Regions from separate parts of the Homo sapiens genome. Here regions 1, 3 and 4 are each linked to region 2. The links are chromatin contacts, found by Hi-C or POLR2A ChIA-PET in ENCODE. All regions are on one chromosome and are shown on one strand. Each heading gives the region's core, a stretch centred on a gene start or an enhancer-like site at or near the end of the contact. The rest is flanking DNA. Distances are from core to core; before and after follow the strand shown. Region 1 has its middle 96 kb from the start of LINC02998. Region 2 has its middle 85 kb from the start of ESM1. Region 3 has its middle 39 kb from the start of GZMA. Region 4 holds the start of LINC02998 (long intergenic non-protein coding RNA 2998).

Evidence for each region. Hi-C counts contacts between places; a loop is a spot of excess contacts on that map. ChIA-PET counts read pairs that join two places held with the same protein, here RNA polymerase II (POLR2A). Pooled maps may share reads with other maps.
Region 1: a loop to region 2 is called in a map with no recorded cell type, with 16 times the contacts of the local background. The contact joins two enhancer-like sites. A Hi-C loop is called at or near these places in 9 of 37 single-sample maps with no recorded cell type and 9 of 50 pooled maps. POLR2A ChIA-PET finds 5 or more read pairs at or near these places in 1 of 52 experiments (K562).
Region 3: a loop to region 2 is called in a pooled map, with 5 times the contacts of the local background. The contact joins two enhancer-like sites. A Hi-C loop is called at or near these places in 1 of 168 maps with a recorded cell type or tissue (naive thymus-derived CD4-positive, alpha-beta T cell) and 9 of 50 pooled maps. POLR2A ChIA-PET finds 5 or more read pairs at or near these places in 1 of 52 experiments (Panc1).
Region 4: a pooled map shows a loop between it and region 2 (4-fold over the local background). The contact joins the promoter of LINC02998 here to the enhancer-like site in region 2. A Hi-C loop is called at or near these places in 5 of 50 pooled maps. POLR2A ChIA-PET finds 5 or more read pairs at or near these places in 2 of 52 experiments (AG04450 and OCI-LY7).

Annotation. Positions count from the first base shown.
Region 1 is chr5:54,644,997-54,651,278 of GRCh38, forward strand. It overlaps a transcript of SNX18 not described here. Among named protein-coding and RNA genes, the nearest start is that of LINC02998, 96 kb to the right of the region's middle. Within about 2 kb of position 1,900, at least 32 of the 41 ENCODE cell types and tissues checked have a DNase peak (open chromatin) inside an H3K27ac peak, as active enhancers do.
Region 2 is chr5:54,897,149-54,903,460 of GRCh38, forward strand. No RefSeq gene overlaps it. Among named protein-coding and RNA genes, the nearest start is that of ESM1, 85 kb to the right of the region's middle. RefSeq lists a silencer at 2,524-2,681. Within about 2 kb of position 4,348, at least 2 of the 41 ENCODE cell types and tissues checked have a DNase peak (open chromatin) inside an H3K27ac peak, as active enhancers do.
Region 3 is chr5:55,060,619-55,066,665 of GRCh38, forward strand. No RefSeq gene overlaps it. Among named protein-coding and RNA genes, the nearest start is that of GZMA, 39 kb to the right of the region's middle. Within about 2 kb of position 1,978, at least 3 of the 41 ENCODE cell types and tissues checked have a DNase peak (open chromatin) inside an H3K27ac peak, as active enhancers do.
Region 4 is chr5:54,742,897-54,749,535 of GRCh38, forward strand. It overlaps LINC02998 (long intergenic non-protein coding RNA 2998), which reads right to left and starts at 1,362. Exons shown (of 3, transcript NR_104658.1): 1 at 963-1,362. RefSeq lists an enhancer at 1,584-1,728 and a cis regulatory region at 1,651-1,661.

The sequences.
Region 1 (6,282 bases), core at 650-3,149, 250 kb before region 2:
AGGCCAAATGAGTGACGATCGGCTTTGTAGCAAGATCCACAGGTGATTTGCATGCACAGTAAAGTTTGGGAAGCACTGCTCCAGATGTAGTTAGTTTCTCTGTTTATGAAATTATTAACTGATATATCCTGGGAAATAATGAATTCTATTTGCCGGTACTAAAACATGGTAAGAATGATATAACCATAGGATAAAACAACTAAAATGCCCTGAGTTATTTGGATACAAAGAAAGAAAGCATTCATGTCAATTAGGTAATTGATGTTCCAGCCACTATACCTGGCACCAGAGAAGTAAAGATATCCCTGCTCTAGACTCCATGGTCTAACAAGGGAGACATATAGATACTGTGTATTGTGTTGCATTGCATTATAAGAACCGTTTGGATGCAATAAGAGCTATGCCCAGGTGTTCCGGGAAAACAGATGAGGGGTCTAAGCCTTCCCTCCTGGGCTAGGGAGTAAGTTAGAGAAAACTTCTTGGAAGAGATGTCACCTGAGTAGTTAAGAATTATCTTGCTTCTTCCCCCAGTTTCAGGGATCAGAGGCCATCCTTTGTGGGCTTAAGTCAGCCTGCTGGCCTCCCCAGCTGCTCCTTAAATTCTAAGAGTTGGCATAAAAGACACAGGTTACAACACGAATGTCTTCATCCTACACGATCTTTACTTTCTCTGTTCACAATGTGGGCTCCTTGGCTCCATTTTACATATACAGGAAATTTGGACACCGAATAGAGAGTGAATTTCAAAGGATTCAGAGAAGGCAAACCCATATGAGTGTTTAGAGTTCATTGATCACTAGTATCTTCTTAATTTTGTGAACACCGGGTTCTGAATTCCTTCATTGACTAGCTATTTCTCTTCATGTCTTCTACAAACATTCTGAAGTTGGAAATCCTTTTTATTGGTGTTTAGAATAAGTCAATGTTTTTCCTCTCTTTATATTTCTACTTGATATTCCTCAGTTTTCTGTATTATTAAAAATGAAATCACATTTTTGGATACTTGTGGTTTGGCCGGCTGGTTGGGAAACTTTTCTGGCATTCATTATTGCTTTTTTCTTTCCATTTAAAGAACATTTACTGGATTTGGTACTTGGCGAAAGAAACTGACAAATTAAGAAATGAGAGAGAGAATAAATGCACTGTGCATGCTGAAACCCCAAGAAGACTTTTTTTCTCCTACTTTTTATGGACCTGAGGTGTTGGAAATGGAAACATTGTTTCAAACAAAATCCAGATTTTTATCTCTCTCCCCAAGAGATATGGCTTTAATCTTTTTTCTTTTCTTCTGCTGCTTTTCTGAAACACTCTGCTAGGGGCTGATTTCCTCTTCTTTGAAACAGACCAAAATATCCCTGTGGGTGAAAAACATGCCGGAAGTGAAACAGAAAGACTCAGCTTGCCCCGTGTTCGTGGTCTGTCAACTTCTCTAGCCAGTGCCTGGATCCACAGCTCACTGCTGCCGGTTGCCCTGCGTTAGCCGCATTGCGGGGGAGACAGGAGAGGCTTGAAGGCTTTTTATATTCTACTCTCTTCTGAAGAATTCACAAGTTAGCAAGCACTCAACCACTACTAACCAGAAGGTATTGCCAACCATAACAAACTACACCCATCAACAAGGCCTCCCTCATATTGCAATCCCAGCAGAAAATGATGCAGGAAAAGCACTCCCCAAATCTTGGTTGCCTGCCACCCAAGTTCTTATGCCAAGATATGTGTTTAGCCAGTTCTAAGATGCTGCCACCTTTTCATGTGTCCAACACTAGGCTTTCTACCATAGTTCCCTCCACCCAGAATGTGTTACTTGGCTCCTACAAATGCAAGAGGAAGTGCCCTTCCCTGAACAGAAATCAAAACACAGGGTGAAACCACGACTTGTTTTCAACAGGCCTCCTGTTGTGAGCCCTCCCAGCTGTGCTGCCTTTCTCCAAGAGAGCTGGGACTGGCGGCTCGAAGCGGTATAAATGGCCTGTGCCTCTTCCTGAGGCTGCCTGTAACAAGTGTCTCAAGAGCAATTCGTCATCGGCTGGAGATTACCAACTTGGCTCACTGAACCAGATCGTGCTTTGTCACATGTGAAATTCTGATGTTCTAATACATGGCTTGTTTGCAAACTACGCCTTAAATAAATATATTCAGGATATTTAACAATATAGTGTTCTGAATTAGACCATCATTTACATCTGTATTTATTCAATAATCATTTACTAAGTGCCAAATACATGCCGAGTACTATGCCGAGTGCAACAGTTAAAACGCAGGAAAAAGATCGTATTGCCCTTACTGGGCTATAAATTCAAATCTCTGTCTCATCTCATCAAGCAATCTTTCCGCCTTGGCCTCCCAAAGTGCTGGAATTATAGGCATGAACCACCACACCTGACCCAGGAGAGTTTTCTTTAACGAGTGATGCTTGATCTCAGTTTTGAAAAGTATAGAGGTGTTCACCTAGAGGAGAGGAAAGAACAGAGCATTCTGGAAAGAGGACTGTGGAGCAAAGGCAAAGAGATATTACATAGCCTGGCATGGTTTGGGAACTATAAGCAGTTGAAGTTGGTAGTGAATGGGGCATGAGAGGAAGGGGAGGTAGGCAGAGGCATGATCGTAGAGAACCCTGTATTCCAATCCAAGAATCAAAGTCATCATCCTGAAGGCTGTGGGGGCAATATTGAGGAGATTCCCAGAAAATGAGTGATATTTACTTGTCTTCATGACAGCAAATTGAACAGCAGGGGTTGAAAACAGGGGAAGGCTAAGTAGCAGATCATTGCAATAGACCAGAAAAATGAAGGCTTGAAACTTCAACGGGCAACAGGGATGAAGAGTTGAGAACAGATTTGAGAGAAGTGAAAGGAGTAGGATCTGCAGAACTTGGAGACTGACCGGATTCTGGAAGATTAAGGAGATGGAGATGTCAAGGGTGAATGGTTCCCAGTTTATTATTTAGGAACCCGAAGGAATGCTGGTGTGTGCGGAATTGGTGGGTTCTTGGTCTCACTGACTTCAAAAATGAAACCACGGACCCTCGCGAAGAGTATTACAGTTTTTTTAAAAAAAAAAAAAAAAAGACGGAGTCTCGCTCTTTAGACCAGGCCGGACTGCAGTGGCCCTATCTCGGCTCACTGCAAGCTCCGCCTCCTGGGTTCATGCCATTCTCCTGCCTCAGCCTCCCAAGTAGCTGAGATTACAGGCCCCCGCCACCGTGCCCAGCTAATTTTTTGTATTTTTAGTAGAGACAGGGTTTTACCGTGTTAGCCAGGATGGTCTCGATATCCTGACCTCGTGATCCACCCGCCTTGGCCTCCCAAAGTGCTGGGATTACATGTTACAGTTCTTAAAGGCGTCGTGTCCAGAGTTTGTTCCTTCTGATATTCGGATGTGTTCAGAGTTTCTTCCTTCTGGTGGATTCCTGGTCTCGCAAGCTCAGGAGTGAAGCTGCAGACCTTCCCGGTGAGTGTTACAGCTCTTAAGTCGGAGAGTCTGGAGTTGTTCATTCCTCCGGGTGGGTTCATGGTCTCGCTGGCTTCAGGAGTGAAGCTGCAGACCTTCCCTGTGAGTGTTACAGCTCATAAGGGGAATGTGGACCCAAAGAGTGAGCACCAGCAAAATTTATTGCAGAGCGAAAGAACAAAGCTTCCACAGTATGGAAGGTGACGGGTTGTCACTGCTGGCTCGGGCAGCCTGCGTTTGGTCTCTTATCTGGCCCCACCCACATCCTGCTGATTGGTCCACTTTACAGAGAGCTGATTGGTCTGTTTTACAGAGAGCCGATTGGTCCGTTTTGACAGGGTGCTGATTGGTTCATTTACAATCCCTGAGCCAGACACAAAAGTGAGTGCTGATTGGTGCATTTACAAACCTTGAGCTAGATAGAGTGCTGATTGGTGTATTCACAATCCCTTAGCTAGACATAAAGATTCTCCAAGTTCCCGCTAGACTCGGGAGCCCAGCTGGCTTCACCCAGCGGGTCATGCACCAGGCAGCAGATGGAGCTGCCTGCCAGTCCAGTGCCGTGGGCCCGCATTTCTCAGCCCTTGGGCGGCGGATGGGACCGGCCGCTGTGGAGCAGGGGGCGGTGCTCCTCGGGGAGGCTTGGGCCATGCAGGAGCCCACAGCGGGGGGTGGGGGAGGCTCAGGCATGGCAGGCTGCAGGTCCTGAGCCCTGCCCTGCTGGGAGGCAGCTAAGGCCCCGCGAGAAATCGAGCGCAGCACCCGTGGGCCAGCACTGCTGGGGGACCCGGCGCACCTTCCGCAGCTGCTCGCCGGGTGCTAAGCCCCTCAGTGCCCGGGACCAGCAGGCCGGCCGCCCGCTCAGAGTGTGGGGGGCCCGCCAAGCCCACGCCCACCCGGAACTCTGGCCCGCAAGGCTGCGCGCAACCCCGGTTCCCGCCCGTGCCTCTTCCTCCACACCTCCCTGCAGGCTGAGGGAGCCGGCTCCGGCCTCAGCAGTCCCAGGGAAGGTTTCCCACGGTGCAGCGGGGGGCTGAAGGGCTCCTCAAGCATGGCCAGAATGGGCGCCCAGGCCGAGGAGGCATCGAGAGCAAGCGAGGGCTGCCAGCACGCTGTCACCTCTCACTGGTGCCTCTCATTTGAAAGGGATGTAGGAAGAAGAGCTTAATGGGGTACTCTCAGAAAAAGAATGCCGGGTTCTCTCTTATTAATGGCTTCCATCTGTTGATGGCACTGCTCTATCAGCTGTGAGGAGTGTGGCAGGCAAAGTGCAGGGGAGCTTATCAGTCCCAGCTTCACATCGTAGGTGGCTAAAGAGTTTTCACTCAGATCAAACCCAGAACTGGAGCAGCCTGCTTTAACACCACAGAGAAAAATGTCCTTCCAAAGCTATGGCTCCACTGGCTCTGACCCCATCGGGGTCACACTTCATCACACTGAAGAACCCAGTGTGTGCCATTGATTCTAGGGGGAAGATGGTGCTGGGACTTGGCCTAACATCCCAATCAAAAGAAAGCCACTGAAGCATATTCTTTGACACAGGCTAATACGATTGGTGTGTCATGCAAAACGAAAAGTCCACAGTCTGTAGCACCGATAAAGACACTACTCTTTGGCTGCAAAGTATGCATACACTCACATAGCAAAAAAGTAGCCTGGACTAAAGCTCTTCTTACTGTTTGCTATTTTATAGGGGTGTGTGTGTGTGTGTGTGTGTGTGTGTATATATATACACACACACACATATATGTATATATAAATGGTTTATATGATATATAAATTGGTATATACATATATGAATATACAGAATATCATACAGTCATCCCAATATCCTTGGGGGATTGATTTCAGGACTCCTATGGATACCAAAATCTGAGGATGCTCAAGTCTCTCTGGTATAAAATGGTGTAGTATTTGCATATAATTTACACACATTCTCCTATATACTTTTATCGTCTCTAGATTACTTATAATACCTAATAAAATATAAATGATTTGTAGCTAGTTGTTATACTGTATTGTTTTTATTTGCATTATTTGTATTGTATTTTTAATTGTTTTGTATATTTTTCTGAATATTTTTGATCCATAGTTGGTTGAATCCACAGATGTGAAACTTGCAGATATGAAAGAGCTGGCTGTATATGTCTAAGTATATGTATATATCTAAGTGTATGTATACATAAAGTGGTTTTTGTAAGAGATGTGTATATATATATCGTAAATGTATGCTATATACTTATCTTTTCAGTTCACAACTTAATGGGAGCATATATTTTTGAAATTTTTATTATGGAGAATTTCAAATATGTATGAAAGTAGAAGGGATAATGTAATGTATCCGTCACCCAGTTCTAATCATTAGTAAGTCATAGTTAATCTTGTTTCCTCTGACAATGCCCCCACCAATATCTCCTCTTGCCTCCTGGATTATTTTAAAGCAAATATATTGGAAGTGTATGTATGTGTACCTGTATATTAGAAATACTTTTTAATTGGGAACAGTTTTAGATTTAAAGAATTATTTTAAAAATAGTACATAAAATTTCTCTCTACTGCACTCTATTTCCCCTATTAATAACATTTTACAATAGGATGGTACATTTGTAATAATTAGTGAACCAATATTGACACATTATTGTTAACAAAAGTCTATGCTTTCTTCAGATGTCCTCAGTTTTTCCCTAATGTCTTGTTTGCGTTGCATGAGCCTGTTGGAGGGATATTTTATTCTGCCTTTACAAGTCCTTGTGGTCTTGGGTTACATGCTCCACTTCATCTATTTGTGAGTTTTTCAGGTCTAGGAAGCCTGTATGATATTTCAAACCCTTT
Region 2 (6,312 bases), core at 3,098-5,597:
GGAACAATAAATTATATGGTCACTCTATTACGTGTGTGTGTGTGTGTGCGCGCGCGTGCGCGCGCGTGTGCATGCAAGGGCAAGATTTGTGTTTCGTCAGCCTGCACAACTGTGGCATTTTCTCCTGTAATGCAGACCCCACATCAGACCCAGAAGATGCAAATAGTATTGATCCAGGGTTGGGGTTTTTCTAGGCAGGTGAAGTAGCAGGCTAGAGATACTTAAGATTTGAGAGTTCTGGTGATTGGGTAGCATGGGGACAATGGCATCTATCCATGCTTCCTCCTCCACACAGGTAAGAACATCTTAAACACTGTGGTTTGAGGTATCTCTCAGAGGAAAAGCCAGTGCTCTTTGTAGACGATGGTCTACAAAGCCCTGAGTGACCCGCACCCACCTCTGACCTTCTATCACCTCCCTCTCATTTACTGCTCTGTGGAAAATATTCTGAGGTTACAGCCTCAGAATTTACCATAAGGACAGCACTGTGGGAAGGAGGGAAGGAAGTATCTAGGTGTCTAGCAAACAGCACAACCCAGACCCTTAACACATGAAAACTGCAGACTTTCTTTACATACTGATACAACCAAAGACATCCCCTCCTCCATCCCCTCCTCCACCGCCTGAGTATTGCCCTATGCATCAAGAGGGGTGCAGGAATCTTGTAATTCATAGGCGGAGGTTGGGGGATATTGTGGTAGTCAGGGAAGGGGAAATCTAGGGATTACTAGAGGATGCAAATACTATAGTCCTAAATTAGCAAACTTCAAAGGGCCATATGGGAGGAGTGGCAATTACATACTTTTCCTAGTCAAACTTTAGCAATGTATTATTTCACTAGACATTAATTCTTCTTTCTATATAGTAGTTTGTCAAACTTGAAGCTCTGAGGAATAAAAAGATGCCACATATGTCTGGAGTGGAGTATAAAAGAAGAGTCAATCTCATAGTAGACAAACACCCCAAGGACACAGGCTCTTTACACTTGCAGTTTCCTCTGCTTGTGATGCTTATAATACAGACAGCATCCAACTTAGCAAGGTTCAACATTCAATGTCTCTGCTTTGAATGGTGCAAAGGTGATGCACATTCAGTGCACTCCTTAGCTCCCGATGGGGTTGCATCTGGATAAACCCATTGTAAATTGAAAATACCGTAAGTTGAAAACACACTGTTGACTAACAATATTTTCAACTTATGATAGGCTTATGAGGTTCCTGATGGGCTTCTAGGGACATAACCCCATTGTAAAATGAGGAGCATCTGCGTCCTCATGGCTTGTCCCATGCTGCTGTCTCTGCTTAAATGTACTCTAACTGGTGAGGACTCCCATAGTCACCATAGATAACAGCTCCTCCATTCTGCATAAGCTGCTTTTTCTCCACAACATTGATAACCATCTGGTATACATAGATCCTTATTTATAGTTTTCCTTCCCACTCTAATGTAAACTCTATGTGGCAGAGACTTGGTATGGTCACTGAGCAACCCCAATGCCTGCAGCAGTGCTTGGGCCATAATGGGTTTTCAATGACTATCTGTGGAATGAATGAATGAATGAATAAGTGGATACTAAGAGTATTCATGCAATGTCTGTTTTCATGAAATTTTGATAAGCCCTCATGATCAAATTGTGGAGATATTCTAAGAAAATAATTACATCTTGATTCTTTTGAGTAGGTGAATTGCCCCTTTTTTCCCCTCAGAAAAATCTGTTGGGCAGGTAAGCTACACTCAGTAGCTTAAGATGAGTCTCAATCCTGGGACTCAAGTGTTTTAACTCCAAATTCCATCCCATTTCCGTAGCCCAACATGTATCCTTTCCTTTAGCACAGAGAAAGAAGTCTTCTTTTGGAAAGCGTCATTTCCTTTCACTGTCTCCGCTTTCTCACCTCTTTTGGAGTTTAGTCTCTTTTTGACCAACCTCAACCCAGCCTCGTCATCCCTGCACCCGGCATCTTGTTACAGGCACTAGAGTTACTTATTCAGGGCAAACCTCCACTTGCCTCTAGATCCCATTCCCTTCTGCTTCTTCAAGGCGTCTCTCTCTCTCTTTTTCTTTCTCTCCTGCAATCTTCAATATCCCCCTCTCTATTTTTCCAGCTAAAAAGGATATTCTAATCCTAAAAATCCCTTTCCTGATATTATAGTCCCTTCACCATACCTAACTTCCCCCCAACTCTTCTGATCCAACTCTTTGAAGCACATGATGTCCCCTTCTCTTTGCACCCATTCAATCAGGGCAGTATAATTTCTGTTTCCTGCTGAGCTACTGAAGGTAGGATGAGATGAGAGCAGAAAGCGCCAATCACCACACCTGATGGTACTCTCTGTTCTCATCTCGCCCTACATTCAGTAGCATTCAAACTGACTGCTCTTTCCTTGAAATCCTTTCCTTTCTTGGCTTCCATAAAGCAACAGGCTCTGTGTTAACCTCCCACTTCAGTGACTGCACCTGCTTAGTCTCCTCTGCTAGCTCCATGTCCTCTAAGCCATCTCTGCACTCAGAGCTCAGCCCTACCTGCTCTCTTCTTCTCCATCTACAAATTTTTTCCCGCCCCATGGTTTGAAGTACTACATGGAAAGGACTCCCAAATTCATACTTCTGGTTCTGAGGGGCCCCCTGGGTTTCAGCCTTACTTGTGTATCCAAAGCCCTTGTTATGGACCAAATGTCTGGCCTTCTCCCCCACCTCCCTGCCCAAATTCAAATGCTGAAATCCTAACCCTCAATGTGATGGTATTAGGAGTGGGGGCCTTGAGAGGTAATTCGATCTTGAAAATGGAGCCCACATTAATGGGATTAGTTTCCTTATTGGGAGAGACCAGAGAGCTAGCTTCCTCTCTCTGTTCTCTACCATGTGAGGATACGATGAGAAGACAGCTGTCTACAAACCAAGGAGAATGCCCTCACCAGACACTGGATGTGCAGGCACCTTGATCTTGGACTTCCCAGCTTCTAGAACTATGAGAAATAAAATGTTTGTTATTTAAGCCACCCAGTCCATGGGGCCTTATGTTATGACAGCCTGAACTGAATAAGATAGGCCTGCTTGCCATTTTCCCCCAGTTGTCAAATAGTCATCTCAAAATTAATGTGACAAAAATGGAAGCCTTGACTTCTGCTCTGCAAGCCTGGTCCTCCTCTCATCCCCTTCATCTCTGTAATAGCACCACCATCTATCTCATGGTTCAAGTCCAAACCTTACGAATCAACACTCATTCATCTCTTTTCCTTATACCCAAAGTCCTGTTAGCCCTACATCTAAACATGACTCAAATCAATCTGCTTCTCTCCATCTCTGTTGCTGCTCTAATCCAAGTGACCATCGATGCTGTGTTATCTCCCCAGGGTCTGGACCAGCAGCTGACACAGCATGTACTCAATAAGTAGTTGATGAAGAAATGAAGAAATTAATATGAAATTTTTTTCTATTTGAAGTTGTCAGTTTACCATTTTCATAGGAGAGTAATGGAAAGCCAGCCAAACTATTTTACAGCAGAACTCAGAGACCTCAAGGAAAATTTAGAAGTCAGTAAAGTGTGTATCTTAATACCCCCAAATGCCAGTCCTGCTTTTGTTCCCATGGGGACCCTTCTATTCCTCTGCCATCTTCATAATTTCTCAGAGTAAAAACCTACCCTGAAGAAAGGGGCTGGAATTCCTCACACAGAAATATAAATCAATGATAGCCACTTCAACGAGTGTCCTCACAGAGCATTTGGGAGCAAGACTTTACAATGAAGGAAGAAAGTTAAAGCAAGTCAGTGGATTGACAGCAGCCAGTGGGGATTTCTTCTGTTTCTTCTGACAGGCAGCTCTGGAGACTCAAGGCCATACGAGGTACTTCCTTCAGCCAAGGTTAGATGCAGGATTAGTCCATTAGTCCAATCCATACAGATGTTCATCGTAGGCCACACAGTAACAGGAGCAGTTGCGAAAACTGCGGGAGCTGACATTCTGAATGACACAGGGTTTCTCTCATTCTTCTAGCCCTGTAACCCCATCATCCCTCCTTCCTATTTAGTAATGGGGTGACAGCTTCTATTTTTACAAAATAGAAAGAATAAGTTCTGACTCAAGAACCCATGGAATAAGGAGTGAATTTCCTTCCTGCTTCTCTTCCTTTCCTATCAGTGAGTCAGGACGAAAAGCCAAGTCTCTGAAACCAAAGCCCTTAGCCACCACATTATGCTACCTCCCATACCCTGAGTCAAGGTAAATACAAGGTACTGTAGGTACCTGCACTGTGCCCGGTACCTACAAGGCATCTGTCATGCTCAGCTGCTGGGTAAACGGCGTCTGATGCAGCAGTAGCCCAGAAACAGCTGTGGCGTGTCCACATCCTCTGTCCAGGGAGGTTGCAGCTCATGGCTCATCATTAAACCTTTCTCAGAAGCCAAGAGACCCTCCTGACTGTGACTCACTGTATCAGACAGTTGCTTCACAGAACACAGTCCAGCCTCCCTCCTCCTCAGAAAGCCTGTATTGCAAAATGAGGCTTTTGAACAAAACGTCTTCACCAGCTCCCCGTCCTGCGTTACCATCGAGCAGCTGCTGCTTGCACTGCTGCAAACTAGCCTAAGTCCATTTGGCCATTCAGCAAACATCAGGCTATTTTTCTGGTAAATATCAAAAGCTGATGATCCTCTGGAGGTTCTAAGTGGGTGGAGTTAGACGTTCCCTTCACCACACTCTCACCATCAGGTGCAGAACAACAAAAGGGGCAAATTCCACCTAAAGTCACAATTCAGTCCCACAGCCTGCATGTAGCAGAAGAGGTCCCACTCTCTGCCTTAGCTGCACAATCACCCCTTACATGAAAGGCACATTCCAGGGTGAGTGAATGCTCATCTTTGTAGTCAAATTGGTGACAAAAATCCTCCATGAAGCCCGTGAAAGAAGAAGCCAAGGAATTTTCAACCTGGAAAGCAGTCGTTAAAGTCCTGGGCTGACCAGATTCTTAACCTTCATTCACATATGCCACTGAATGTTCGTGAAAGGACAGTGAGTCCTGTACTAAGCTTCCATGAATTTCAGCACTTAAAATTATTTCTGACATCCCTTCTGCTAACTTACTAATGCTCTCAGGCTTTATTTCAGTAAGTGCCAAGAAATTCGCTTTTGAGGTTTAAGTTTCTGTTTAGGATTCTGCATAGCTAATTAATAACCTCATGATTTCAAAGACTATTAATCACCTCTAAAATGATGGATTTAACTTGTACACAAAAATTATATAGTTTATACAAATTACGTTATTTGTTATTGTTGCTTTATTATATATATTAAAGTGTATAACATGGTGTTTTGATATACTTATCTTGATACACGTATGCATAGTGAAGTGATTCCTACAATCAAATGAGGTAACATGCCCATCATCTTTGTTACCTTTCTTTTTCTTTTTTGTTTGTGATAAGTACCTAAAATCTGCTATCTATCTTAAACACATTATTTTAAAGTAAATTAACCTACAGGCCGTAGAACATTGAATGTCTGCTGTTAAAATAGGAATAAACACTAATGTTTCTCACTTCTGGGTAGCCCTCATCTTCCTTCCAAAATAAAGCAATTGGCATTCTCTCTTTCTCTCCCCCTCTCTCTGGCACGCGTACACATGCACACACACAGATTTTCAACACACTTCTCTGCTTGAATTGGAAGAGACTGGGAAAATTAGACAACAGCTGTGTACTTCCAAGAAGTCTCCTATTTCTCTGGCTCAGCACAACTTGTGATTTAGTTCATTTGCTCACTGTGCAGCATTTCTCAGAAACCACAAAGAACATGAATGCAGGTGGCATGACTGGAAGGCTCAGAAAGTGCTCTGTGGTCTCTGTATGAGTTTGAGGTTTCAGATTCTACAGATGGCACATGTGAAACTGACACTTCACTGCACTGCATCTCTGGCTCTGTAATTGAGGGGCAGCTGCTTCCTGGTAATGCAATAAAACCCAAGGGCCCAAAAGAAAGGCTTAGAATACTCCTCTCCCCTGCCCTCAACTCCCAAGTGCCTTTCCACCAAACTGCTGTGTGGGAAAGTCACCTCTCCAGCCTTGTCACTCCCGTACACCTTATACTCTTCTCAACTTTCATTACACCCTGCGGGGTGACCTGGTGATTTGAGTGCCTGTATCTTTATTAGTCATAAAATTATGTCTAATATTCTAGATGGCCCCATGGCACCTTGCATAGTTTAGGTTCTTCACAAATATTTGTTTCCATTTTACCTATAGCTCATTCATTCATTCATTTATTCAATGATTTTTGGACTCAGGGTAGAATATTCAAAGGTATATTCAAGGGGGGAGG
Region 3 (6,047 bases), core at 728-3,227, 160 kb after region 2:
AGTATACAGTTTCAATTTTGGAAGATGAAAAAAGCTCTGGAGATGGCTGGTAGCAACGGTTGCCCAACAATGTAAATGGACTTAATGCCATCAAACTGTACACTTAAAAATGGTTAAAATGGTAAATTCCATTTGTATAAGTCTTACTTTAATAAAAAGAATCCTGCAAAAAATTTAAAAATAAAAATAAGCAAATGAACTATTACAGGCCACAACATGAAGTTTTTTAAGCAAAAAAGATGTACATTAATTTCCTCAATATCTGCCATGCTGTACATACTTAGCTTTTTGAAATAGCATCTAGAGCCTGTGAAAATAGCAATAGACATTTTGGGGCTCTCTGATGTTCTTGCCATCCTTACTCTAAATTCATTCACACCCAAAGTCTTCCTCGTGCTAGAATAAAGCCAGCATTCGATCCAAAAATACAACAGTTTGACCTGAGCTCTTCCGCCAAGATACAGTTCACTTGCAGTTGTGTGTTTCTAATGTTGGTGAAGAAAAGCCAGGAGCCTTCAATGTCCAGAAAGAGTTGGCAACACGGGTTGGCCAGTGGTGTCTATGTTGAGAGCTGGTTCACCTGCCCTCTTCAGAATGGTTGTCAAAATCTGTTCAGGAAGCCCTCAAGGAAGGCAGTTTTCAGGCTAGCCTATTGGTCCCCTCCCCCAGAGTATGTTAGTTCAGCATCTGTCTCAGAACAAGAACTCAGTAAATATCTCACAAATTAATGAATAAATAATTAAACCAATGAATAAATAAATGAAATTCTACAAGAAAAGTCCAACAAGCCTGGAAAAAAGCTGTGCCACCATTAGTTATTCTAATACCCCTGCTCCCCCGTCACTGAAGGAAATAGATGCTGCACTGGGAGGACATGTCATCTTCATCAAACCCCTGCCCGGTGGAAACACCAGGCAGGCAATAAGCCCCACAGAGCCCTCTCTCTGCACATTCCCATCCCTGTGCCTCACAGTCCCTTCCAACATAGGAGCCTGAGGATAGATCACAAACTTCCCAGCTGTTCCCTAGAGCCCTATCACCCAAGAAGGAGAAGGAGCTATGAGGAGGAGGCTGGGGTGGTAAGACTTGGGACCCCCACATGTATACACACATAGTCAGAGCAGCTCTGACTTTCATCTATTTTATATTTTAGTTTTCCACAGAAGATTCAATGAGGTGGGCAAGTTTCCTCTCAAAAAAAAAAAAGAAAGAAAGAAAACACTGGTCTAGCTGCATATTACATGACTATAATCTCCCAGAGGGCAAGAGACTGGAATTGTACCACCATCCCCTAATACCTGGTACAATGCCATGAACTTGATCGGGAAGTGTCTTGGGGCATCAGGCAAGAAGTGCCAATTACCTGGGTCCTAATCCCAGCTCCAACATAAACCTGCTGGGCAAGCTACATGATAAATACTGTTCCATCTTTACTCTTTAAAAAGTGCCACTCTGGAGATTTTTCTACACTAACATCTCCTCATGAATACCTCATTCATGATTTTATCAGCTTAGTTGAAATGTTTTATTTTAGCTGAAGACATCTGAATCGAGCCTTCACTTTCACATTCGGTCAGCATCCTGCACACATGCATATGCACACGCTCTCACCCGCTCCATTCCCCAACACCGCAACCCACATCCCACCACACCCCGCATCCCATCCTGCCGCCCAGGGCACCCTGGGACTCCCCTGCATCCCTCTTTAGATGCCAATTAAGAAAATAAATAGTTCTTATTATCCACTTACCCTTAAATACCTTCCTTGAGAAGTACTTACATCGTTTTTAATGAAGTGATCTGGTGGACAAAGCAAAAACTAATCCAAATTGCCAAGAGCCCCCAGAAGTCCCAATAATTAGTTCTATTCTATTCTCCCATAATGTAAGATATGGTTTTTAGCCTCTAAATATTTACTATTTATTATAGTAAGATGTGGTGTATCTAACTCAAACAGCTAGCGAGCTACCACTCTGCCCAACAGCTGTGCTTTCAAGTGGTTCAGTACATAACCACAAACACTGTGGCTGTATTGCTCTCTGTAAACACTATAAAAAGTCAAATATGCCTATATGCTTCTCAAGTTCACTCAGACCAAAAAAAAACTCACCTGTCCCATATACTATCAATAAAATAACTCCAAAAAGTCCAAATAAATGCAGAATAAACATTTAAAATACTCTAGGCTGGATATCTTTTTACATTGTAATTCACTGTAATTAGTCAAATCCTGTCAGAATGTTGATACAGGATATTTGGTGAACTGGTCAAGTTTAATCATCTCTCTAAAATGAATGGCAAGAATATATTAATATATTATAAGGTCACTCTCCTGTCAAAGGTACAATTAATATAGACAGCACAGGTAAGCCACCAAGGACTCCAAAAGTACAGAGAATAATGTAGAAACCTTTCCATATCTGTCAGCCCCTATCACCAGTTAACTATCAAATTTTGCCAATTCAACTACTTTTGAAAGGTCAATTTATAAATGTCTTATACTATAATCTTTTGTATGTGTGTTCACAGAAAATCAAACAGGCATGTGGCTGTTTGGGGGCAGAGAAATTAGAAGAGAGCACTATCCCCTCTGACGGGGCAGGTACTGCCTCATATGTTGCTTTGGGCTAAAACCCTGGGTCTCTAGGTGCTGAGAGAAGCTAGAAGGAAGGATGACAAAGTCTGTAATTCCTGGGAAATGAGACAGGCAGCATAGCCCATCCAGGCTCTGACTCACTTGGAGACCTTCTCTCTTCTGGCTCCATCCATCCCCCACGTCAATCATAACAAAGAGGAAATCAGCTTTGCCCTCGGGGATGCATCTGGCAACAATTATGATTTGGGGGTGAGTCCAGGTTTAGTTAGGGTATAGGAGGTGCACTGACATTTGCTGAGTGCCAACTATGTGCCATGCAACACTTTACCTTAGTACCTCTCTACCCTGACAACCAGTTCATCATCACCTGGAAAACAGGAAGGAAACGTGGGAAGGCCTGGGACCACTCCAAACCAAGTATTTCACAGTCAGAACAATTACTTTACCGTAATCCTCTCAACAGCCTCATAAACTAGGTACTGCTGTGCTCAGATATGACATAGACATTAAACAGCAGGGCCAGAATTTAGAGCCATGGCTATCTTCTTTCTAAAGTCCTACTCTTTTCCCTGACCGCAGCACTAGAGACTAGCTAGTCTGGTCCTCATTTAGACCATACAATCAATTCAGAAAGTAACTAGATACTTCATATGTATTTTAAATGGAATAAATGAATATATCATGTTCTAAAACTTGAATTAGAAAGGTAAGTTTGTCCAAGTAGATCAGATTAATGAAACAAAGAATCAGACTGCAAATGTAGGCCCAGGTTAACAAAGAGTGCAAAGCCTTTCATTCCTTCACTGTGGATAAAATGTTCACTCTATTCGTCATCTCTTCAAATATTCTTCAGTCTCCTTGCCTGTTTTCTGACTGGGATTCCAATTACATCACTGTTAGTTTGATATTGTCCCACAGCTCTTGGATAGTCTGCTCTGAGTTTATTTTTGTTTTGTCTTGGTTTTCACTTTTTTTCCTTTGTGCTTCAGTTGGGGCAATTTCTACTGACTTGTCTTCAAGTACCCTACTTCCTCAGCACAGTCACGTCTGCTACTGAGAATAACAAAGTTATTAGTCTTTCACTGTGTTTTTCATCTCCAGCATTTCCATTTGGTCCCTTTTTATGGTCTCCATCTCTCTGTCAATACCCTTATATGTTCATCCATGCTATCCCCCTTTTGCACTGGACACTTTAATATATTAATCATTACTACTTAAATTTTCTTTCTGATAATTCTAACATCAGAGTCATATCTGAGTCTGATTCTTTTGGTGCAGGACAGGGGCAGCCCTACACCCTGCATCTGGTGAAGGATGTGTAGGAACAGGATTTCCCTGAAGTGGGGTGGGTGGGAGAAAGGTAATTGCAACTTGCTTGATTTTCTGACCTGTGGACTTAGAATGAACTTTGTCATGAGAACAGACTTTTATGGGGTTCCCACCAAATCTTTCTGGTTGCAATTTGGTCAGTTAGATGTGGTCTAGGACTGGAGGTTTCTATGTGGTGGGTTTTCTACGTAATGAAGCTGCTAGACCATTCTGCCCACCCCTGCTCCCCAGCCCAATGGAAGGTCTGCATCTCATGTCATCCCACGAGGCCACTCACTGCCTCTCACTATTCTGCGCCTCTCATGATCACTTGCACAGTCCCCTCATTTCTTTTTTATTAACCACTTTATTGAGATATAATTTCCATACCATAGAATTTACCATTTAAAATGTACAGTTCAATGATTTCGGGTATATTACATTATTAATTTGAAAAATTTTTGTAAATGTAGGTAGCGAACTTTGCCATTTTAACCATTTTTAATTGTATAATTCAGTGGCATTAATTATATTCACAATGTTATGCAACCATCACTACTATGTATTTCTAAAATTTTTTCATCACCCTAAACAGAAACTCTGTAATCATTAAACAACAACTCCTCGTTCCCCTCTCTCTCTAGCCCCTCATAGCTTCTAATCTACTTTCTGTGTCCATGGATTTGCCTATTCTAGGTATATTATGTAACTAGAATCATACAATATTTGTCCCTTGATCTGGCTTATTTCACTTAGCACAATGTCTTCAAGGTTTATCACATTGTAGCATGGATCAAATCTTCATCCTTTCCTATGACTGGGTAATATTCCATTGTTTATCCACTCATCTGTTGAAGGACATTTGGGTTATATCCACCTTTTGGTTATTGAGAATAATGCTGTACAAGAGTCTGTTCTAGTCCTGGCTTTCAGTCTCTTTGAGTATGTTCCTAGGAGTGAAATTGCTGGGTCATATGGTAATTCTATGCTTAGCTTTTTGAGGAACCCTCTCATTTCTTGATAATTTAAACCCTAGCTTATTGCTACCTTTTCTATCACTATTTTTGTCTTAATAATTGGTGATTTCAATATCCTTTCAGCACCTGGCCTTTCAATTCCTTAAACTCTTCTCCTTCACCTCAATAGCTTGTCCTTCACACTATTTCACTTATCTCCTACTCCCCTCCACCCACTGTGGTCATTCCCTAGACCTGTCATCAGCACTAAGGGCATCTCCGGAATCTCCATTTCAGTAGTCTCTCCAGTACCAGGTAGAGCAAATCCTTCAACTCTGCAGGAACTCCAATTCTTTGACCCTACCACCTTTTCACACTTCCTTGGTCTTTTCATGTCTTAACTTCCCCCCACACACCAAGCTTGAATTCCATAATCACTTATTTTCTTCTTTATTTATTTATTTATTTAGAGATGGAGCCTTGTTCTGTCACCCAGGCTGGAGTGCAGTGGCGCAATCTTGGCTCACGGCAACCTCCACCTTCCAGGTTCAAGCGATTCTCCTGCCTCAGCCTCCCAAGTAGCTGGGATTACAGGCGCCTGCCACCACGCCCAGCTAATTTTTGTACATAATCACTTATTTTCAATCACTGCTGTGCCTACACTTTCAATTCCAGGGTCCTTTTATCACTTGGTTGTGTTTGCTTAGAAAACTACCACCCTAGTTAAAATAAACTCTTCACCTGTAACTCATCATAGGCATCTAAGAAAAATCACACAACTCCTTGGCCTTATCTTAATTAATGACCATGAACCTTAAATGGGTCTTGAATGCCTCCTGGCAATCAGTATTACATTTCCTTAGTTCTTTCATTTTCCCTGTTCTTCTAAATGACTGTTTCATACTTTCTCCTCTCTCCACAAACCTGCAATATCCACTCCGCATTCTCACTTTGAGCTGATGACCTGGCTCCCTATGCACTGAGGAAATTGAAGTAGTCAGAATGGGACTTTTACAGACTCCCTCCACCACATCCACCCACCTACCATGTCTGCACTTGCACACTCCACTTCCCATCTATAACTGTAGACAGACTCTCTGCGCTCCCATCCAGGACCCGCTCCTCCACTTTGCACAGGACCCATCCCCCTCACTTATTTGAACATTATACCACCAATTCTTCCTTTT
Region 4 (6,639 bases), core at 112-2,611, 160 kb before region 2:
ACTTCCTTCACAATTCACGTGCACATAGCCCTTGTCAAGGTCTACTTCTGGAAGCTTCAATCTAAGCCATAGTAATCATCCTTGCTCAAGGAGATTTTTCTCCAGACTCCAATAAAACAGAAGAAACAGCAGTCTCCTCTTTACAGAAATAAAAAGGAGTGTTCTAGCTAAAGCCCTTTTTACAGAGCAGCATAATGGGTAAGAGCAGGGGCTCCAGAGTCAGCCTGCTTATAAACAGTCTTTTGGAGCCTCAAGATTCCTCATCTGTAAATTGGAGCTAATGACAATGACAGCACAGGGGTTGTGTTGAGGCTATGTTGAATATCATGGCACTTACACATCCCATCCAGCACACAAGAAACACTCCATAAAAGTTAGTTACTATGAGCATCATTAATATGTTGTCTGAGGCATTTTGACACAACCACTGCTACTTGTAAATTCCAACACAGAATTTTCTTGGTACATAATAGAAAAACAAGTGCTATCTGCTGCTCTGTGAGAAGCTGATGATGAATTACCAAATAAGATTTTCTACTTTGTAGGTATATTTGAATATCAGTATGTCCAATTAATTCAGTATAAATATAAAGGACACATCCTGCTTGAAAATGTCAGCAATAAGTTAGGCAAATGGCTGCATTCTGAAACCAGGCATACCTGGACCATACTCCCAAATATGCTGCTCCTGTAGAGACTTCAGTATTGATTTACCCAATCAGATTGCCAATACTTACCTCCTAAGGTTATTGTGAAGATTAGACAAAACTCTGCATAAAAAACACTTAGCTACTCTTTATTAGGAATTTACTATGTTCCCGGCACTGTGCTATTGTTATCCATGCCCAATTCCCCGGAAGAGAAGTGGAAAGATTCCATACATCACTGGGATACCTTTACCCTGATGACAAAGGCAGCAATGGCACCGACTCCCAGAAGATAATCTTTTAGAAAATAATCACCTGGTTTTTTCCTCGGCCATTAGCCTTCTTGGGTCAGTTTGCTAGAAACCAACCCCCCAACAACAAAGAAACTCCAAGGAAAATGAGCCTCTTCATTGCTGCTGAAAGCAGGGGGAACTGCGTCCTCTTACAGGCTCTTTACTATGGTTGATACAAGTGAGTCTCCATTTTTTAGCTTCAGTACCATCCAGTCAATGCTTTGTAGGAAGAGCTGCATGTCGGAGTGTTAACCCGCCAGTGTTTGTGCATCTCTCTGGGAGCCCTCCTGGCAGAGCCCTCCTCTGCACCAGCACAGAGGTCTGATGTGGGACGGTCAGGCTATCAGAGCTCAAAGAGAAAACAAATCTCTTCTGTATAGGCCAGGAAGGCCTCACCAAGGAGCCTTTTTGCTCTGCTTGGGAGGGAATGGAAAGAAAAAAAGGGAAAACCACACCCTTCGAAGGCCTCAGTAAATATTTGAAGCGTGCCTAGGTTTGGCCAAATGAGAACTCCCCTTATTTAAGTATTTATGAAATGATCAAATAGCAGGATTGTATTTCCATGAGCTAGAGAGTTCTTATTTAGTGACACAGATTTTTTTTTTGTTCAAACTTTTTTCTTTTTTTGCCACATTCAGCAATTGCTATCAGATGCTGAATGTCTGTGGTCACATACTCAGCTTCCTGTTTATAAATGCGCTCTGTTTTCAGTGAGTCAGCAGTTTCTTGTTCTACAGAGAGGTAAAACTGGTGGTGTCAGGGCCGTGGGGGGTTGAATGAGCTTTGTGAATGGCCCAGTGTGTGCTGGGCCTCAGGATTTGTGTGAACAGGTACTCACACTGTCTGTGGCTGTCCATAAGCTGAAATAATTCAGCCCAGTGAGTTTGGTGGTTTCTCATCTGATTCTGTCCAAGCGAAACAAAGCCAGACACTAAAGTGGTAAGGACAGACATTAACCAGTAATAACTATTGCAATAGGGAAGAGTCCAATGTAAACTGAACTCAGCTTCAATTTGTGCAGAGGTGACTGGACTTTTTTTTTTTTTTTTTTTTTGGAGACGGAGTTTTGCTCTTGTCACCCAGGCTGGAGTGCAATGGCACAATCTCGGCTAACTGCAACCTCCACCTCCCAGGCTCAAGTGATTCTCCTGCCTCAGCCTCCTGAGTAGCTGGGATTACAGGTACCTGCCATCACACCCGGCTAATTTTTTGTATTTTTAGTAGAGATGGGTTTTGCCATGTTGGCCAGGCTGGTCTCGAACTCCTGACTTCAGGTGATCCATCCGCCTGGGCCTCCCAAAGTGCTGAGATTACAGGTGTGAGCCACCATGCCTGGCCAGACTAGGCATTTTTAGGGAAGAATGAGGGAATAGGAAGGAGGGCAAACAGAACCAGTAGGGTCAGGGAAGTGAAAAATTACGAAGGGCTGTTCAGTATAAATGCAATCAGACCAGCTGTGCCTGCTAGCTGGCAGTTAGGAAAGTTAGGATTCTATCCTCTCTGAGACTGGGAGACAGAGGTCCTTACCCTTCCTGATGATTACATTCAAAGGAATAGCTTTCAGGGCCTTGAGAAACACACTCCTGGGTTGTAGGAGATACATATACATCTCAAAGGTTACAGAGAACTCAAAATTGCCCTTCTTAGTAAGTGCTCTACGAAAGAGTGGTCAGGCTAGTTCCAGGTGTGGGCTAGAGCAAGCAGTAAATCCCCCTGGGCAGCCTTGAGTTTTCTCAGGCAGGCATCCTTAAGGGGGTAGGAGCATCCTGGGGATGTGGCCTTGAGGTATTGGAAACCTTATTAGCGATTGTGCAAGTGTTTTAGAGCAAGGCTGAGGCCTGGCTGAGAAGAGGGCTCAGAAGAGCCTGACTAGAGTTTGCTCAAGGTCAGAGTCTTTGTCACTGTGAGGCAGCCCAGGGTCTGTCTTTGGCACTTCACTCACTTGCTTTGGTGCTACTGCTTCCTGACCTCGCCTACCAGTCCCGTTGTCAGCTGCAGTGGCCTCCAGCTGCCAGGTGGGCTGGAACTTCAAACGACTGATGTCCTTGAAGAGCCTGGGAGTTCTGGACTTTCCTGCCTCCCCTCCCTTGGCCCCAGCACACACTGCTCCATCTGCCCCTCCTTCCACACCCTCTTGTAAGCCAGCTCCACATCGCCTTTGGAATTCGGTTTTTCCTTCATCTCTTCGTGTGAAAGCCTCCCCTGAGCTCCAGTACCTGGGTTTGGCATTCCCACAACACCAAGCTCTTCTCTCCTGGAGCATTTATTGCACTGTATTTCAGAGAATAGTTAAGCACTGGTTTCCCCCACTAAACTGTAAGCCATAGGAGAGCAGGGACTAGGTGCAATTCAATCAGCAGGTGCTTACTAAGTGCTTGCTGAGGAGTGGATGGGTGGTACCTGTCCTTTGATGCCTCCTCTCAGGACCCTGTTCTTAATGATTGGGAACACAGGCTCTGGGTTTGAATCCCAGCTTTTCCAATTACTCGCTGTGTGACCTTGAGCAAGGTGCTTCACCCCTCTTTGCCTAAGTCATCTCGACTGTCAGGAGGGTAGATGATGATCTCCATCTCACCGGCTGTGAGGGTTAAAGGTGTTGTATGTGTACCTGCTTGGAAGAGAGCCAGGCACAAGGAATCTTCAGTATTATTACCATTGTGTGTTCCAAGGAGGCCATCGGCTACTCTGCCAATGATTCATTGAGTGAATAAACGCCCAACAGGGCATTGGCCTTTACTGCTTCTGTTTTCTAACCGAGAAGAATGACTTTGAGAAACTCAATACCTTACTCCCCACCGAAGCCTGGCTGGCTGGTGTTCTGATGTGGGGCAGGTGCCACGTGGAGCCATGGAAGCTGAAGGGCAGAGCTGTACCTGGCCAGGACACTGCCTCCGCCTCAGCAGCTTCCCTCTCTACTCTCCCATCTCTGTTTCCCCCAGAATTGCCTGCGCTCAGGTGCAGCTTTCCTCCCCTGCCCGTTCCAACCTGGACCCTCCCCACAAACTCTCTCACACTCTCTCTCTGTCTCTCTATCACTTACACCCTCGCACGCACATCCTTGCAGGCACACTCACACTCTCACATGCACACTTTCACGTGTATATTCTTACACTCACACACATTCTCATACACACTCATGCACACTCACACACACACTCATTCTCACACTGTCTCACACTGTCTTCATCATTCACACGTACACAGTCACAAACACTCACACACTCTCACGTGCACATTTACGCTCCCATATACTCTTACACCCACACACGCACACACTTTCTCATGCACACTCACATATACACACATTCATACTCTCAACTTTCTCCTTGTCTCTCCCATGTACACACACACACTTTCTGATGCACTCACACTCCCACATGAACATTCACACTCTAACTCATATATTCTTACAAGCATACACACACACACTTTCTCATGCACACACACCGTCATATGCACACTCACACATGTTCATACACTGCCTTATGCTTTCTATTTGTCTCTCCCATGTACACACACACACACTTTCTGATGCACTCACTCTCATATGCACACTCATGCACACTTACGCCCACACTTACACACACTCTCACACTGTCATCCACAAAACAACAGGAGCTAAGATCACCAGTGGCCTCTGTGCCATGGAGGCCCAGGACATTTTCAGTCTGCAGTTCCCCAACCCCTCCCAGCAGCATCAGAGTTGCTGGGTCCCCTTCCCTGTCAGGACACTCTCCCTCCTTGGATTCCAGGGCCCAGCGTTCTCCTGGTTTTCCTCCCACCGGTTCTCTGTCTCCTTTGCAGGTCTGCCCTTCCTTACTCGGCCAGTAAGTTCACAGACTCTTCCTCCTCTCTCTTCCTGCCCTCTGCCAGGACATCTGGCATGTGGCTCCAAATACCAGGTACAGGCAAACAGATCATGAGCAACCTCCTTCCTTATACCTGCTCTTCCTTTTACCTGGAATGTATCCTACTTCTAGGTCTCTGTTCAAACGTCACCTTGTCAGAGAGAACATCCCTGGCCACCAGAACTAGAATAGCCCCTTACTCCTTCTCACCATCTATCCCATTAACCCTGGTTTAGTTTTCTTTCTTCCCTGTTACTGCCTGAAATACTCTATATTTGTTTATTATCTGTTCATCCCTACTAGAGGGTAAGCTCTGGGAGAATTTGCAGCAGATACTAGTCTAGGTGCCAGAGACATAGCAGCAAACAAAAATGTTAAGGTCTTAATGAATACTTGAAAAAGTGTGTGAATGAAATGAAATTTTAGCTACAGCATTCCTCCAAGCTCCAGAGCAATAGAGTCAATCACTGACTTGACAGCTTCTCCTGGATGTCTCAGCAGTATCTCAAACTAAGTCTCTCTAGACCAACAGAACTTTCTATGACAATGGAAATAGCCTATATCTGCACTATCCAATGGGGTAGCCACTAGTCACATGTGACTGGAGCACTTGAGATGTGTCAAGTGTGACTGATGAGCTGAATTTTGAATTCCATTTATTTTTAATTAAACCTAAAATGTAAAAAGCCATATGTAGCCAGGGGCTGCCATGTGGGGCTGTGTAGTTCTTATCCGAACTGATGATCCTCTGCCCACACCTGGTCCGGTGGTCTCGACCTTAACAAATGGCACCACTATCCACCCAGATGAGAAAGCCGACAGTGAGGAGTCATTCTCGACCAGCTGCCTTTCCTGTGAGTCAATCCATCACCAAGTCCTATTGATTTTGCCATATATATATATTTCCATTAATTCCACTGCTGACACCACCCCAGAGGAAAATACATCATCTCTCATCTTGATTAAAGCCTCTTAACTGAATTGTTTACTCCACTTTCCCTTTCTCCGATTCAGTCTCCATATTCCTCCAAAGGGAGCCACAATGCATGGGGTGCACCCTGACCTTGCATCACCCATTCATGCAATCGAATATCCTTCAGTGGATGGCTTCTTTGGATGGCCTGCATGTTCCTGCAGGGGGCTGAGTCCTGCTCATCTTCACTGCAGGCTCTCTGCCACTCTCTCTGGGCTCCAGCCACAGAGGCGTTGTTTCAGTCCCGCATTTGGGTCATGCTCCCTCCCACCACAGTGTTAGTCTCCTCTGATCACAGGCAAGGTCACATCCCTATTACATGTTTTCACACCACATACCTGTCCTTGGCACTTGTATAGTTATGTAGCAATTAACTAACGTTTTCCTTTCCTACTGGACGGTAAGCTTCCTGGAGCAGGAACCTTATGTGTTTTCGTGGCCACTTAGCAATATCTGTCTAATAGTAGAAGCTCCATGAATATTGTTGAGTAAATGTATAGCCAGATAGTCTTTTGAGATAATAACTATGTTTTTCTTTCTTTCTTTTTTCCTGTTGCCCGATTGAGTCAATGATAGTGGATACAGCTTAGAACAAAAGAGTCAACTGGGGAGACCGGCTTGGGAAACATGGCAAAACCCCATCTCTACTAAAAATATAAAAATTAGCAGGGCACGATGGCACACACCTGTAATTCCAGCTACTTGGAAGGCTGAGGCATGAGAAGCTCTTGAACCCAGGAGGCGGTGGTTGCAGTGAGCCGAGATCATGCCACTGCACTCCAGCCTAGGTGACAGAGGCAGACGCTGTCTCAAAAAAAAAAAAAAAAAAAAAAGAGTCAATTAGCTACCTCAATGAATGTTTTAAACCCATAGCAAAC